Linked DNA regions of Homo sapiens: regions 1, 3, 4 and 5 are each linked to region 2. The links are chromatin contacts, found by Hi-C or POLR2A ChIA-PET in ENCODE. All regions are on one chromosome and are shown on one strand. Each heading gives the region's core, a stretch centred on a gene start or an enhancer-like site at or near the end of the contact. The rest is flanking DNA. Distances are from core to core; before and after follow the strand shown.

Region 1 (2,700 bases), core at 114-2,613, 530 kb after region 2:
GGTCTCTTCAGGAAAATGATCAACCTTGTGTTCAGCTTGGCCAAGATGGCCCCTTGCTTAAGTTCCCAGAACTGCAGAAAGTTAGTTCTTAGTACTAACTTTCAGTCCCTTATGTGACCTTTCTGCAAAGATCCAGTCATCCAGAGGGGTGGCATCAGATTGTATCAGGCCGTCCAGCCCTATAGACCCCAAACTTCTGTATACTCTTCATCCCCTGGGACTATTACATTGCAGGTCTGACAACTTTTCCTATTCCATCTTTGAAACATAAAAAGTTCTCATTATTTCTCACTTCCAACAAATAGGGCTACCCACCGACTTCTTCATACTGGTCACCCGGATGGTCTCTAGGGGGCTCTATTGCCGTCAGGAGGAGGGAACTACTTGCAGTGCTTTAGGACAGTCTGTATTCCCAGACTTTCTGACACCTTTTTTAGTAGAGAAGAGAAGCTGGAGGGGGAGATGGAGAAGGAAGAATGAGGAGAACACTATAATAGAAGCTAAATATCGGCAGATCATTCTACTACACAGCTCTTCACACTGACTGTATAGGCAAATTTCCTGTTTATCCTGAGCAGAAGGCAGCCTTCCTTCTCTAAATTGTACCTACTCAAAAATTTAGGCTACAAACTTACAATCAGGAAGAAAACTGAAAGCTCTTCCTGTTGAGTCATCCGGCTTTAAAGTGCTGGATCTTTGCTGGACATTGTAGTAAATTAATTGAAAGTTTTGTGCAAAATATTATTTCAGGGGATGGGGTAGGCTCCTCGGATGAAACAGCAGTGTGTTTGTGAGGTCAAATTTTTGCTTCTTAGAATAAGAGTCACTTTGATTTTGGTGGGGCAGGATCACCCGTGGGAGGATAACTCATCCACACATATCAGACATGAATCCTTCAGTGAGAGATGGGGAGTGGGAGCAGAGTGGTCAGGGTATCCCTGTGAGGCAAGGGAGGGATCCTGACCTCTGGTGCACCTGACCTCTGGGGGACTGGCTCTTGGGTCCAACTCAAGGTTCCTTTTCAGGGCCTGTGGCATGTCCTCCAGGCCATACTGCCATCTTTAAAATACTGCCGGCACCTAGTTGTTACTGTCAGCACCTGGCTGTGGTAGGGGAGGACAGACACCGATGATTCACGAGGCGTGATCCAGAGCATTGTAACCATTAGTAGTAGGTGTGAAGGGAAATCATCAAACCATGTGAAGGTGGGAAAAGTTGTCACAAGTTGCAAATCTATAAGACAAAACTGTAAGACCAATGAAAATATTGAAAAAATTCACTGCACTCTATGAGGCTGCTGTGAGAAGCAAAAGAAGCAAGTGTAAAGCCTTCAGGTGTCACAGAAATAGGCCCCTGATCGTGCCTCAAACCATAAGACGTCAGAGCATGAAACACCAGTGAGGGAGAGTGATTGCGTTTCACAGATAAAGAGCCTATGAGCAAAACCAATCTTCCTTTCCTCTGAAGTGTGCCCCATTGCTGAATCATGCTGATGAGTTATCATGGTTTTCCTCCTGCATGATTTTCTTCTGTAATACTCATTTCAGAAGTTAAAAAAAAAACAACAAAACAAAACACAACAAAAAAACCTGCTACCTGTTTCTCTTTTTAATCCTGCATTTTAACAGACAGGCCAAGAGCAGGAGCAATTAGTCTCCCTGAGGATTTGCAAAGGGGAATTCCAATTGTGAGCGAGCTGTCATCCTTCTCCTTCAGTTGTTTAAATGTGATTCCATCTAATTCAGTTCCAGAGCAGGTGTTGAGCATCTTATGTGTGCAGACACTTACTAGGCACTGCTAGGATAGACTAGGACAGGCAGGATGCTGCCACTGCCCAGGTGGAGCACATCATCAAGCGGGGGCCACAGAGACATAGACAAATAGTTATCTGGAATTACAATGTGGAACAGAGGAGGGAGTGATAGATTTTATCTTAAAGGAGTTAGGGAAGGCTGTAGAGAGGGTGATGTGTGAGCTGGGTCTTCAAGGATGAGTTGGCCTTGTGGGCAAGACAAGAAATATCAAATAAGCTGAGTGGGAGCATAGAGGAAAGGCTAGGGTGCATAGAAGTGCATGGGGTAGAATGAGAGCCAGGATGTGTGTGGCTGGATGGAGGGTGAGGCCGATTTTAGAACAGTGATGTTCTAACAGGCAGGCAGGTTTAGGGTACAAAGGAGCTTGGATCCTTGCTCGGGACTTAGGCTTCAGGCAGAATTTCACTAGTACAGGCCAAAAGCTGGTGGCCCTGGAACGCAATGTGCAAGCAGCTCAGATTTCACAGGAGACTGCTTTAGGATGGAAGGTATTTCCTGGAGACCTTGCCACTGATGCCAGAAATTCCCAGCATTTCACTCACTCCTCAGAGGCCTCTGGAAATGTGCACATGCATGCTTCCTGAAAGGGGTAATACATTCACAAGCTGACCCCACTCTCCACGTGCTGAATGTCACTACCTAAAATCACTCACATTTCTGGAACTCAAAGGCAGGCTCTGGAGCTAGGCTACCTGCGTTCAAAGCCCAGCTCTACCACTTGCAGCCATGGAGCCTGGGGCAACCTACTTAACCTCAGAGGCCAGGTGACAGGGAGGCACCCACAAGTGAGGTGAGGCACACAGAGATGCCAGCAGCAGAGTGCAGAGAACGTGGGTGCAAATACATTCCTTTGCCCTCACACACCTTTTACCCTCACCAAGCCAAT
Region 2 (2,700 bases), core at 83-2,582:
AATGTTTTCCTTCTCATGGGACCAAAAAATGTTTACAACTAAAGCAAACTACTGCAGGGAGGGAATACACAATTAAAACAAATCTACCATCCAGATGCAACAAGCGTGGAATTAGGACTGGACAGGATAGTCGGCGGTGTTGTGATACTTCTGTTGAAATTATTAACAAGACAAGACCATCATTCGCCCCCAATTATGTTTATCCCCTCGTTGAGTTTGATGATCACACAAAATCTGAAGTCTAAATATAAACGTTTTTATATTCAAAGTCAATATTCAAGAAAACTTTTCCACTAATGTTGCTAAACCATAGATGGATCCCAACAAGAGTTGTCTGTAGAAGTCTCGTAACAAGTAACCTTTAGCTCCACCACCTAAGTTTCCAATCACTGAGAAGAGTCTGGGACAACTCATCTTCAGGTTCACGGGAGAAGTGGAGCACACCTGCTTTCCTCTGGCAGAGTAACTTCCCAGGGACACAAAGGCCAGAGAATCAGACCTGGAGAGGCAAAAAGCTTTAGCTGGACACCCACCAAGCCCCTGGCAACCCAAACACTTCGAGCGATTTACCTCTTGCTGTTACTTCCCAGGCACCTAGCCGCATAAGATCTTGCAGGACGGGGGGAGGGGAGGGCTATGCGGTCCTGTCCCAAGTAAGGGGAGGGGTGTAGACAGTTAATGCCAGAGCCAGCGTTTCTGGCCACAACCGAGCAGCCTCAACGAGAGGGGTTGGTGACTGCTCTCGGCCCGCCCCGTTACTCAGTGCATTGCAATGGCGACCGCCAGGCTCCCCAAGCCGCCTGATCTCGGCCCCTTCCCCCTACTGCTCACTGGCTGCTCGGCTTCATGTGACTAAACAAAACCCCCAAGTCTAGTGCCCAGCTCAGCCCCTTTGTGTCCGCTACCGGATCCTCCGACGCCGCAGCGGAAAGCCCCCCCCCCATCCCCCCGCCGAGTCCCGCCCCGCGGCGGCGGCCGCCGCTCACCTCAGGCTCCGTGGCCCCCAGCGACCGCCGCGGCCGCCGCCTCCCCGAACCCGGGGCCCGGGCTCCTTGTGTAGCACCAACTCCGCCTCCTCGGCCGCCGCCGCCATCTTAGCCTGTGCGGCAAAATGCGTCCTTTTGGATGGCTGGGACCCAGCCTAGGGCGTAGCTCCCCGGGCCCGAGAGCCGGAGGCCGGGTCCCCCAAGTTCTTCCGCCACCCTCAGTCCCGCCGCTGCCACAGCCCAGAGGCCCGAAACCCACTCGGGTCCCAGCGAATCTGACCAAATAACCCCTGAAACTCACAGTTTGGTGCCGTGTGCGTCAAACCGGGGCGACGTTGGGAGCACGCGGCGTCCCCGCGTCACACGCCGCTCTGTACGCTACTCGGCTCCAGCGGCCCCCCTCCGCTCCCCGCTTTTCGCCTCCAGCCCCGGTTCCCACGGCGCAGGCGCGCTGCTTTCCCGCCTCTGCCGGGCTGCGGGCCGCGGGGGTGGCCAGCGAGGAGCTCCCGGGAAGCTTCGCGCTGGTGGAGCGTCTGGGCCAATTAGACAAACGAGGGCAGCGGAAACAGTGCACCACTGTTCTCGGGTGCCAGAAACCAAACAAGGTCACCTCCCCCAGCGCTGACCTAATCACTCCCAAGGAGGTTCCCGCCCCAAAGTAGGCACGCTCCAAATATGGTGGTGCCCAAACTCTGCAAGACCCAAGCACTAGGCATGCCTAGGCCCTTTAAGGTGGAACAGGCCCAGGTTTGAGTTCCACGATCACGAGCGTGCAAAAATCTCTGTTATTTTCCTCTTGTTGAGGAAAACAGCAATATTTGCCAATCACAACTGTGGAGTAATGGCAGAGGGAAGGTTTTAGGATCTTAAGGGGGCAGATTGTTGGGAGTTGCTTGATGGCCAGGCAAAGCATCAAGTGTGACATCTCAGTTACCCGGACAGCCTGCCCTGAAAGGTGGCCGAGGTTTGCTCCAGTTTGACTCTCTGAGGATACTCTCTCCCTGCATTACTGAAAGTGTCGTGGTTCTACGAATTAAAGTTATATAAGAAGCATGTGAGATGCTGGTTAACCCTTCAGAGAATCAGTCCCTAGAGGGTTCTGGAAATTTTCATTTTTAACAAGACTTCACCACAGGATCCTGGGGCAGAGAAACACTGAGTGGGCTATTCTTTTGTTTTTCGACTGAGCCAACGAGAAACTGCTAACATGTTTAAGATTAACCAAGAGTTCTTGAGAAATCTACTGGTCCCGCCTTAATTATTTGGCTTCTCTGAACCTCTGTTTACTCATTTAAAAATTTAAAAATAAAAAAGTTTTCCTTAGTTGTACAGCTGTCATTACTGTGGCCCTCCAAACCCTCAAGATGTTATTGACATTCGGAAGAATATACCATAACTGCATTTATTTGACAAGAATGAGAAACATTCTCTTTCCTATGGAATGATGCCTTCAGCAACAGCAAACGTAGATTCCAAACAACAAATATTTGACTAAACACATTAATTGCTTCATTACTTAATAGCTAACACTTTTGAGTGCTTACTGTGTACCAGGCATTGTTCTAACTTGCTCGATTTCATTGTAACCCAATGAGACAAAGAGGAGTAAGGTGATTTTCTCGAAGTCATACAGTTCTTTGGGCTCTTTAAAATGCAAATCTCCTGTCTTCATTTACACAAATGTGTAAACAATAAAATATAAATACGTATATAT
Region 3 (2,700 bases), core at 71-2,570, 730 kb after region 2:
CCAGAGCCAGGAAAAGTCTACACTTGCGTGAACCCTCCTGGACAGTAGGTCTTCCTCAGGAAAAATACACCCAGGCAAATCTCCCAGGGGCCACGGGCCATTCACTCACTCACAACATTCACCAGCCTTAACCTAGCAAGTTAGAATAAATCCCAGGGAGTCTTTCAAAAACCCCTTCTGGACCAGGTTTACCAGTTGAAACTGGGCTCTTTCCAATGTTCTAATTGCCATAGTGACATTTAGGAAGAGCTCAATGGCCACAATAGGGCCAAAAACTCCTATTCCTAGGAAACAGGAATGACTTGTTTGAACTAGGGTAGTTGACTGACCCTAGTTCATGAGAGGATCAAGACCCATATAATTAAGGCCCTTAAGGACAAGCCACAAAACCAACAGATGAGCAGACTCCGGAATAAAAATGCATGGTACACAACCACTTGGAATATCCCACAGGACACAATGAGTCATTCCACAAGAGACATTTAAAAAAAGAAGAAGAACCACCAGCAATCTTGAAACATTTAGTTATTTAATCTCCCTTCAAGAGAGAATTTATCTGGGGAAAGACCTCACTGCAAAACACAAACTGGTATATCCGGGTCCCTGGAATACAGGGGTAATGCTTCTGGCCGAGCCAAGAGCTGTGTTTGTGTCTGCAACCTTGACCCATTTGCCACATGCTGTTCTCCAGAGCCAACCTCATGCAGGAAGCTGCCTTGATTGCATTTGGAAGAAGAGAATTCTCATTTTCTCCAATTTCTACTATTCTCATCTTCTCCAATTTTCACTATTATTTAGCGTAATAGTACTTAGCACACTAAACTGCAATTCCCAATTTTTCAATCAGCTCTCCCACACAATGGGAAGCTCCCTGACGACAGGCAATTCACCCCAGTTTTCCCTAGATCCTCCACAGCTAGCACAGTTCACAGTCAGGCACTAAAAACTGTGTGTTGGATGAATGAACAAGCACATACATAAACCATCATACCCGGTATGCTAATTCTGTGTTTTTTTCTAAACATGGGGGTGGGGGAACTGCCAAAGAAGGGAAAGAAGGAAATTAGCAAAGAAAAAAATTATTTCCAGATTTTTAAATGTAACACAATAGAATACAGAATTTTTTTTAAAAAAAGTTCCCTTCTCCACAAGCAAACTTGAATGTCTGAGTTATTCTTAGGGCGTTTTTGGACAGACACTACAACCCTCAGTTACACATCACTTGGCTTCATGAAAAGGTAACAGCTGGACATGCACGGTGGTATGGGCTGTGCGTGTCCCTTCCTAGTGCTGCACTGAGCACACATCTGGGGCTATTTAGCAACTGATTGGAAATTTAGCCTTCTGATTTCCAGTTAAATACTAGGCACAGGAAAACAAATAGCACTTGTTTTTCACTGAGTCTTGTCAGTCATCCAAACTCCAGTGCAGACCAGAGAACTGCCTGTGGTTTGGTGGCAGAGGCCCAAAATATTTGGACCTTTTTTTTTTTAATGCCTCTAGTTTAAGTAAAAGGAATAAACTAGATGTTGGCAGCTCCAGCTTCTTCACCCATCCCTCCCCGCTTCTTGAAAATACAAAACTGGTTTTAAATTTATTAATTTACATTTTTCATTAGGATTAAGTTTTGATTTGTTTTTAATCCAAAGCTAATAGCATAGAGTTTAGTTTCTGTCATTTATTGCAACTGCCCTGCCTTGATATTTACTTGGATTTGCTGAAGAGGCAATGCTCAATTTGCCAGTTTCTGTTCCAAATTAAATTGGGATATAACATCTAGCAGTCGTACTATCAAAGAATCACAGAGTTTAAAAGCTGGGAGGAACTTTAGAGATGAGCTAGTACGATCCCCTCATTTTAGAAATGAGGAAACGAGGTCTGAGTAGTTAAGTGATTTTTTTTCCCGATGATGTATATAACTAGTTAGTGGCAGAGCCAAGACTAGTACTCAGGCCTCCTAACACCCAGGCCAGGGTGTTAACTGGAAACAAAAACCTGAATTACCTCCGAGTAGAGCTGCCCAATAAAGTACAGGACACCCAGTTAAAGTTGAATTTCAGGTAAACAATGAATACTTTTTCAGTATATGTTATGTCCCATATACTACATGGGCACACTAACAAAATGATTTGTTATTTATCTGAAATTCAACTTTAATTGGGCATCCTCTATTTTTATATGCCAGCTCCAGCAATTGTACCTCAAAGACCAAAATCCCCTTCTATGCCCCATCCCCCACTCAAACATACACACATTCACATACATTTGCTCTCTGATTTTAATGATAAATGGCTAGAAAAAAATAGATCACAGCACAGTAATATCGAGAGTGAATGAGGTTGGAAGAAGCTGCTTATTTCTTGAAACTTCTAATCTTAGATACCCTTTTTTCCTTATGAGCATGCAAAGTGACTAAGCCTGACATAAGTAAGCTGGCCAAGGCCTCTGGACTAGGTATTTTAGGTTATTAAAAGCCAGGCACTAGGGTCTCATCTTGAAAACGTCTGCTTGTCCTAGGGCTCCAAGTCTACAGACCTTGCAGGAGAGAATGCTCAAGTTTGGAATACAAATAAAGCAAGATTAAAAAAAAAAAATTAGAGGCCGGGCATAGTGGCTCACACCTGTAATCCCAGTACTTTGGGAGGCCAAGGCAGGTGGACGGCTTCAGCCCAAGAGTTTAAGACCAGCCTGGGCAACAAA
Region 4 (2,700 bases), core at 174-2,673, 780 kb after region 2:
GCCTGGCCCATACTTCTTTTTCTAAGCTCCAGGCCTGAATATTCAACAGCTCCTTCACCATCTACTTTTGTCTCATGGACACCCAATCTCAACATGCAGAACTCAGGATCTTTACCCCTCGTGCCTGTTGTTCCTCCTTCATTCCCTCCCTAAGTAAATGGCACCAGCCTCTTCCTACGTACACCTGGCACCAACCTGGGGGAGGTGCCCCAACATCACCCCTTCCCTCTCCTCACCCAATGGATTCTCTCTCTGGCCACTCAACTCTGACCCCTCCTCTCCATCTCCATGGGCACCATCGTCTCTCGTTCCCTGATTACTGCAAGATGCTCTTAATTCTTATCTCCACCAAAATGTCTTCTATAGAGCAGCCAAACTGATCTGAAAAACCCAAGTCTGATCCTGCTTTTCTCTGCTTTAAAAGACTTATCACTCCATCTCTGCTGTCCAGATGAAGCCCCAAAACCTCAACGTGACTTACAAGGCCCTCCAAGATCTGGCCCTGCTTCCTGCCACGGCCCCGTCTCTCATTCCTCGGACACTTGCTCCCGTGTTTTGGCCATTCTGGTGAAGCACAGAAGTGCTCACTGTCTCCCTATAGCCATCATTCTCCTTTCTTCAAGTGCCAGCTGGACACACAGCCACCCAGAACGAAAGCTATGTTTCCCAATCCCGCTAGCAGCTGGCAGCTTCCTGTATGAAGGGAAGGAGGTCAGTTCTTCTGCCATTTCCTTCTGACTGCTGGTTGGAATGTGGATGTAACAGGCAGCACTAGAGCAAGCCTTTGGGGCCATGAGACAGAAGCAGCATGCTGAGGAGGGCACAGCAACTGAGAAGCCACCTGGGTACTTGATGAACATGGAGCCACGGGATCAGCTCTGAACTGCTTTTTTTTTTTTAATAGGAAACAAATGTAAACTCTTTTTTTTATATAAGCCAATGTTATTTTGGGTTTTCTGACATTTGTAGCTTAACCTACCCTAATTAATGTACTTGCCTTCTTTTATTTCATCAGAAGTGCCAACCTTTGTCCCAAAGGAGCCTCTGAATAGCAAGGTTTCCTCCAGGAACACATTCCCCACCGTTTCTGTTCCTTCCCACCACCATGGCCTGACAAACTCCTGCTCATTCTACTGATCTCTCAAGGAAGCTCCCCAAACCTCCCTCACTGTGTTAGATCTGTATTTTTTCATACTCTCATGGTACTCTCCGTTTCTCTCCACAGCACTTCCTGTGATGAGATGTACATAATTATTTGTGCAATTATTGGTTTCACATCTACATGCTCCCAAAGACTGCAAACACCACGAAAGAACAGAACCCAACCACTCTGTCTGCTGCTGCCTGCCTCACCCCAGCACAGTATCTGGCACAAAACAGACACTCAATTATCGCTGAGAAATGGGGAAGAACCATGGGGTGATGCATGCTGCATGGGCTTTGTGCCAATAAGGGACTGTCTGTCTCAGACTTCCTGCTTTCACTCTTTACCTGAGAGCCAAAGCCTCACTCTTATACTAAAAGGGGCAGAAAAAAAAAACACCAACCATGAAATGAAGGAGGTGGCATTTTTGGTTGCTAAGAATCAAGTCCCAGTTGGGGCTTCCCCACCTTCAACTGTCACAGAAAGCAGGAAACACAAATCTGTTTTTGTCTTCTCTTCCCGGACACTCTTCTGGCCAATCCCCTCTCTCCAGGTGGCAGGACAATCCTCTATCTCTCCGTTGGCACACCACAGCCCCAGCCTCATCCTGCCACTTCTGGGTCAGGCCCTAGCCTTCCTGTCCCTTTCCCTCTGCCACAGCCAGCTCATGAACCTGTCTCCCATCCTTCCCCCTTGGCCTCATAGTGGTTCCTTCCGCAATCTGTCTGCACAATGCCAGGGCCAGCTCCATTCAGGAAGGCTTCCACCTGGGAACAGCATGATCCACCCCACAGGCTCTAGCACAAGTGCCTGAGTTAACACAGTGGCTCAGATTCTCACTTGACCACCATGGGGCCCGAGTATAGCACCTCCCAGCCACGAAGGCTTGGAAACCAGGAAAACATGCTCCGAAACCCCATCTGACTCATCTGCTCACTTTTGTGGTGACCTGTGAGCTCTGGAGCTGCTACTGTAGGCCCTCACCGGCAGCCTCAAAAGGCTGGGAGTGTCTCCTGTGGCCACGGCTGAAAACCCACATCCCGTCTTCCCTACGCAATCTCTTCCCTGCAGTCAAGAGCCAAGTGAGTGACATGCTCTGATGATGCTCCTTATCAGCAGCACAGCAAAAGCTGTGTTACCACGTAAGGATCAACCAGGGCGTGGACGATGACGAAAGAACACACCTGAAAGCAACAATGCTCATAAGCACACACGCGTGCTCACTTCACACCATACTCTATCATGAAAAGGCATGTTGCAGATACTTCATCCAAAGCCTCACAGAAACTCTATAACCCACTATAAGTAAACTGTTGTGAGCCACACAGAGGTAGAATGTGTATTTCAGAAAAGTGCTTCCTGGCAGTAATGTCCATATGGATTCACCTCCAGAGACAATCCTCACTGGTGCCTCCCAATCTGGATATTTCAGTTCATTCTGGGCATCTGGTATGTGACGAGTACAAGATTCCTTAAGGGTAGCTCCCAAAGAAATCTAACTTTTCCTTGGACTCAAAGTGTGAGCTGAGTTTAATCCTCCCCTGCTGGCTTACTCG
Region 5 (2,700 bases), core at 28-2,527, 860 kb after region 2:
GCTCACTTCTTCGGAAGGACATAAAACTCAGAATACGCCTGGTTCCCCAGCACAGCCTGTCACTCCTACTATCCTCTGCCCTCGCCGCTCCTATCCTGCCACCGCAGGGCTAGCGGCAAGCAGCGCTAACCTCCGTGCGGTGCTTACTCGGTGCCAAGCACTGTTGTAGCACCTCACACACATTAAATCATTAGATGCTCACAGCAACTTTACGGGGCAAGTACTACTATCCTCACTTCACAGCTAGGGAAATGGAACGGTTTTCTTCTTCCAGCTTTTCGTGAGGACACCAAATCCACTAAGTTCTACTTTGCCAAGGTAATTCATGCTTGACACGTCGGCTCCTGACACTATGCGATTCTGCAAAGCGGGGCAAATGCCCTAATAAGATCAAGTCTGCAAGCAGATTCTTCTAGCGACAGTCCAAGATTTCCAAGTTTGTCCTAACCAAATGAATACAAGAAGAGAGCCTTCAAAATAAACCGGGGCGGGGGGGGGCCGAGCTGCAGCTTGCGGCTCAGCCCGCAAGGCACCCTGAGGGCGCGGCCAGCGGGGAACGCAAACCGCGTCCGTGCACGAGTCCGGGAGCCACAGCCTGGGCCACGGCAATTGACTGCGAACCCACAACAAACCATTCCCACCGAAGCTGTCACGCGCCCGGAGGGAAGTGGCCGCCGCGCCCCGCAGGGGTCAGAAGGACCCGCGGAGAGGAAGAGTGAGGGCGGGCGTGGAGAATTCCTCCCCAGCACTGCGCATCGCCGGGGGCACTGCCTGCCCCGTGCGGCCGCTGCCCACGCACCGCTGGCCACCGGTGCCTGCTCCCCGGAGGGTAAACACCGCCCCACCAGCGCCTCCCTCCCAAGGCCGGAGGTCCTGGCGGCTGGAGCGACCCTGGCCGGTAAGTAGGCACTGGCAGCCCGCGCCGCGCCGACGGGCACCCGCGCAGCCTGCAGAGCCCACAGCCCGGGCGGGCTGCAGCGCCGCGGGGCTGGGCCGGCACGTACCTCGGAGGCGGTGTGTCCAGCGGAGATCCACCCGCAGCAAGTTGGAGGAAAGCGGCGGCAAGTTTCCCCGCCCAGCGCTCGGCGGCGGCGAGCTCCGGCAGCTGCTGCGCCGCGGCAAAACTACGCCATCCGGACCCGCTGGGGACTCTCACCTCCTGCAGGGAGCTCCGGGAATCGCGCAGGGAAAGTGGCCGGGGCGCGAGAGCCGCCGACTGCCCTCCTTCACTCGCTGGGAAGAGGAAAGTGCCGCTCGGCGTCCCCGAAACCCTCGATTACCCCCATCAGGCCGACCCGGCGCACTCGCCCTCCCTCGCACACACGCGGGCGGGGACGGGCAGGACGCCACAGCAATCAGCGCGCGGGGGGAAGGGCGCTCCTCCGCCGGCCCCACCGGGGGCTCTCGGCCGCCCAGAAACTCCTCCTCCCGCCTCCCGCCTCCCGCCTCCTCTCTCCTCCCCCTTTGCCTCCGCGGCTGATGGATGAGCCCCGAATGCTGCTCGAGCCTGTGCTTCCCTTCGGGACGAGGAGGCCGAGAGAGAAGGGGCTAGGGGCGCGGCCGGGCTCAGCGTGCCCGGGTTGGGGCGGCCCCTGTCCTGGGGGAAGCGCGAGGGAGACGTGGGCACGAGCTGCGGGGACTCGCTCCCTCAAACGAGGTCCTTTGAACTTTCCAGGGCTCCCTGGAAGAGTTGGATTTTCATTTGGTTCCTTGGTCTTTATATAAAAGTTCTGAAACCTCAGATAATCTGATCACAGCCTCTTGCCCTCTCCCCAGCAGAGCTCCCCCATGCACACATTCATTCTGTCCCTGTGCTTTTTCCCAACCTCCGGTCCCGCTTGTTGTCACGCTCTGATGGTGGGCGCCGGCGGAGTCTTGCCTCTTCCCCTCCAGCAGCTGAGACTGCATTACCCAGCCGTTCCCCCTGCTAGCTAAATAAATTAATACAAATAATGGAGCTAGGTCAGCATTACCGGCGTTACCCGGAGGTGGGCGCGATATGAACGACAGTCTCGGCGGGGCAACGTCCTAAGTACCTGTGCCTGTGCGACGTCCTAAGTACCTGTGCCTGTGAAGTACACGCTGCAGAAGTTGAACTGCTGGCACCAGAACACCACTCTGATACTCTTGCTTACACCCAGTTTTTCTTATTAAAAAGTATACTTAAGTAACAGGACATTGTTTTACAAACAGGCAGGTGAAATGACCGTGGACTGACAGGTTTCAAAGACCAGACTTCCAGTCCTGACTACTGTGCGACCTTCCACAAATGGCTAACGGCTAATACCCGTCAAGGCTCAGTTCAAATGAAGGGCTTGGCCTAGAAGGCTTCTTCCAGTTCTAAAGGGCTATGGACCTATGCCTTTTTTTTTTTTTTTTTTTTTTTTTTTGAGATGGAGTCTCGCCCTGTCGCCCAGGCTGGAGTGCAGTGGCACAATCTCAATCTCAGCTCGCTACAACCTCCGCTTCTCAGGCTCAAGCGATTCTCCCACCTCAGCCTCCTGAGTAGCTGGGATTACTGACAAATGCCACCACGCCCAGCTAACTTTTTGTATTTTTTGTAGAGGGGGTTGGCAGGGCGGGGGTCTCACTTAGTTGCCCAGGCTGGTCTCAAACTCCTGAGCTCAAGAGATTCGCCTGCCTTGGCCTCCCAAAGTGCTGGGATTAGAGGCGTTAGCCGCTGCACCTGGCTCAATCCTA

What was found. A loop is a pair of places that touch in the nucleus more often than their neighbours do. ChIA-PET counts read pairs that join two places held with the same protein, here RNA polymerase II (POLR2A). Pooled maps may share reads with other maps.
Region 1: a map of naive thymus-derived CD4-positive, alpha-beta T cell shows a loop between it and region 2 (23-fold over the local background). The contact joins the enhancer-like site here to the promoter of ZNF644 in region 2. A Hi-C loop is called at or near these places in 1 of 168 maps with a recorded cell type or tissue (naive thymus-derived CD4-positive, alpha-beta T cell) and 6 of 50 pooled maps. POLR2A ChIA-PET finds 5 or more read pairs at or near these places in 2 of 52 experiments (MCF 10A and activated CD4-positive, alpha-beta T cell).
Region 3: a pooled map shows a loop between it and region 2 (4-fold over the local background). The contact joins the enhancer-like site here to the promoter of ZNF644 in region 2. A Hi-C loop is called at or near these places in 7 of 50 pooled maps. POLR2A ChIA-PET finds 5 or more read pairs at or near these places in 3 of 52 experiments (HCT116, Panc1 and activated T-cell).
Region 4: a map of CD8-positive, alpha-beta T cell shows a loop between it and region 2 (8-fold over the local background). The contact joins the enhancer-like site here to the promoter of ZNF644 in region 2. A Hi-C loop is called at or near these places in 3 of 168 maps with a recorded cell type or tissue (CD4-positive, alpha-beta memory T cell, CD8-positive, alpha-beta T cell and naive thymus-derived CD4-positive, alpha-beta T cell), 1 of 37 single-sample maps with no recorded cell type and 12 of 50 pooled maps. POLR2A ChIA-PET finds 5 or more read pairs at or near these places in 1 of 52 experiments (activated T-cell).
Region 5: a loop to region 2 is called in a map of naive thymus-derived CD4-positive, alpha-beta T cell, with 4 times the contacts of the local background. The contact joins the promoter of TGFBR3 here to the promoter of ZNF644 in region 2. A Hi-C loop is called at or near these places in 1 of 168 maps with a recorded cell type or tissue (naive thymus-derived CD4-positive, alpha-beta T cell), 4 of 37 single-sample maps with no recorded cell type and 14 of 50 pooled maps. POLR2A ChIA-PET finds 5 or more read pairs at or near these places in 1 of 52 experiments (BJ).

Annotation. Positions count from the first base shown.
Region 1 is chr1:91,554,913-91,557,612 of GRCh38, forward strand. All of the region lies in intron 3 of LOC102723436 (a long non-coding RNA gene), which reads right to left. Among named protein-coding and RNA genes, the nearest start is that of CDC7, 55 kb to the left of the region's middle. RefSeq lists an enhancer at 1,064-1,223. Within about 2 kb of position 1,364, at least 6 of the 41 ENCODE cell types and tissues checked have a DNase peak (open chromatin) inside an H3K27ac peak, as active enhancers do.
Region 2 is chr1:91,020,703-91,023,402 of GRCh38, forward strand. ZNF644 (zinc finger protein 644) reads right to left here and starts at 1,333. Exons shown (of 6, transcript NM_201269.3): 1 at 1,288-1,333. RefSeq lists enhancers at 590-1,139, 1,140-1,689, 1,690-2,239 and silencers at 923-992, 1,323-1,552.
Region 3 is chr1:91,750,142-91,752,841 of GRCh38, forward strand. All of the region lies in intron 4 of TGFBR3 (transforming growth factor beta receptor 3), which reads right to left. Among named protein-coding and RNA genes, the nearest start is that of TGFBR3, 130 kb to the right of the region's middle. Within about 2 kb of position 1,321, at least 14 of the 41 ENCODE cell types and tissues checked have a DNase peak (open chromatin) inside an H3K27ac peak, as active enhancers do.
Region 4 is chr1:91,802,653-91,805,352 of GRCh38, forward strand. The region is part of intron 2 of TGFBR3 (transforming growth factor beta receptor 3); the gene reads right to left. Among named protein-coding and RNA genes, the nearest start is that of TGFBR3, 82 kb to the right of the region's middle. RefSeq lists an enhancer at 1,114-1,383. Within about 2 kb of position 1,424, at least 16 of the 41 ENCODE cell types and tissues checked have a DNase peak (open chromatin) inside an H3K27ac peak, as active enhancers do; they include CD8-positive, alpha-beta T cell, where a contact is called at or near this core.
Region 5 is chr1:91,884,874-91,887,573 of GRCh38, forward strand. It overlaps TGFBR3 (transforming growth factor beta receptor 3), which reads right to left and starts at 1,278. Exons shown (of 17, transcript NM_003243.5): 1 at 1,005-1,278. RefSeq lists enhancers at 86-849, 850-1,612 and silencers at 755-964, 975-1,054, 1,405-1,544.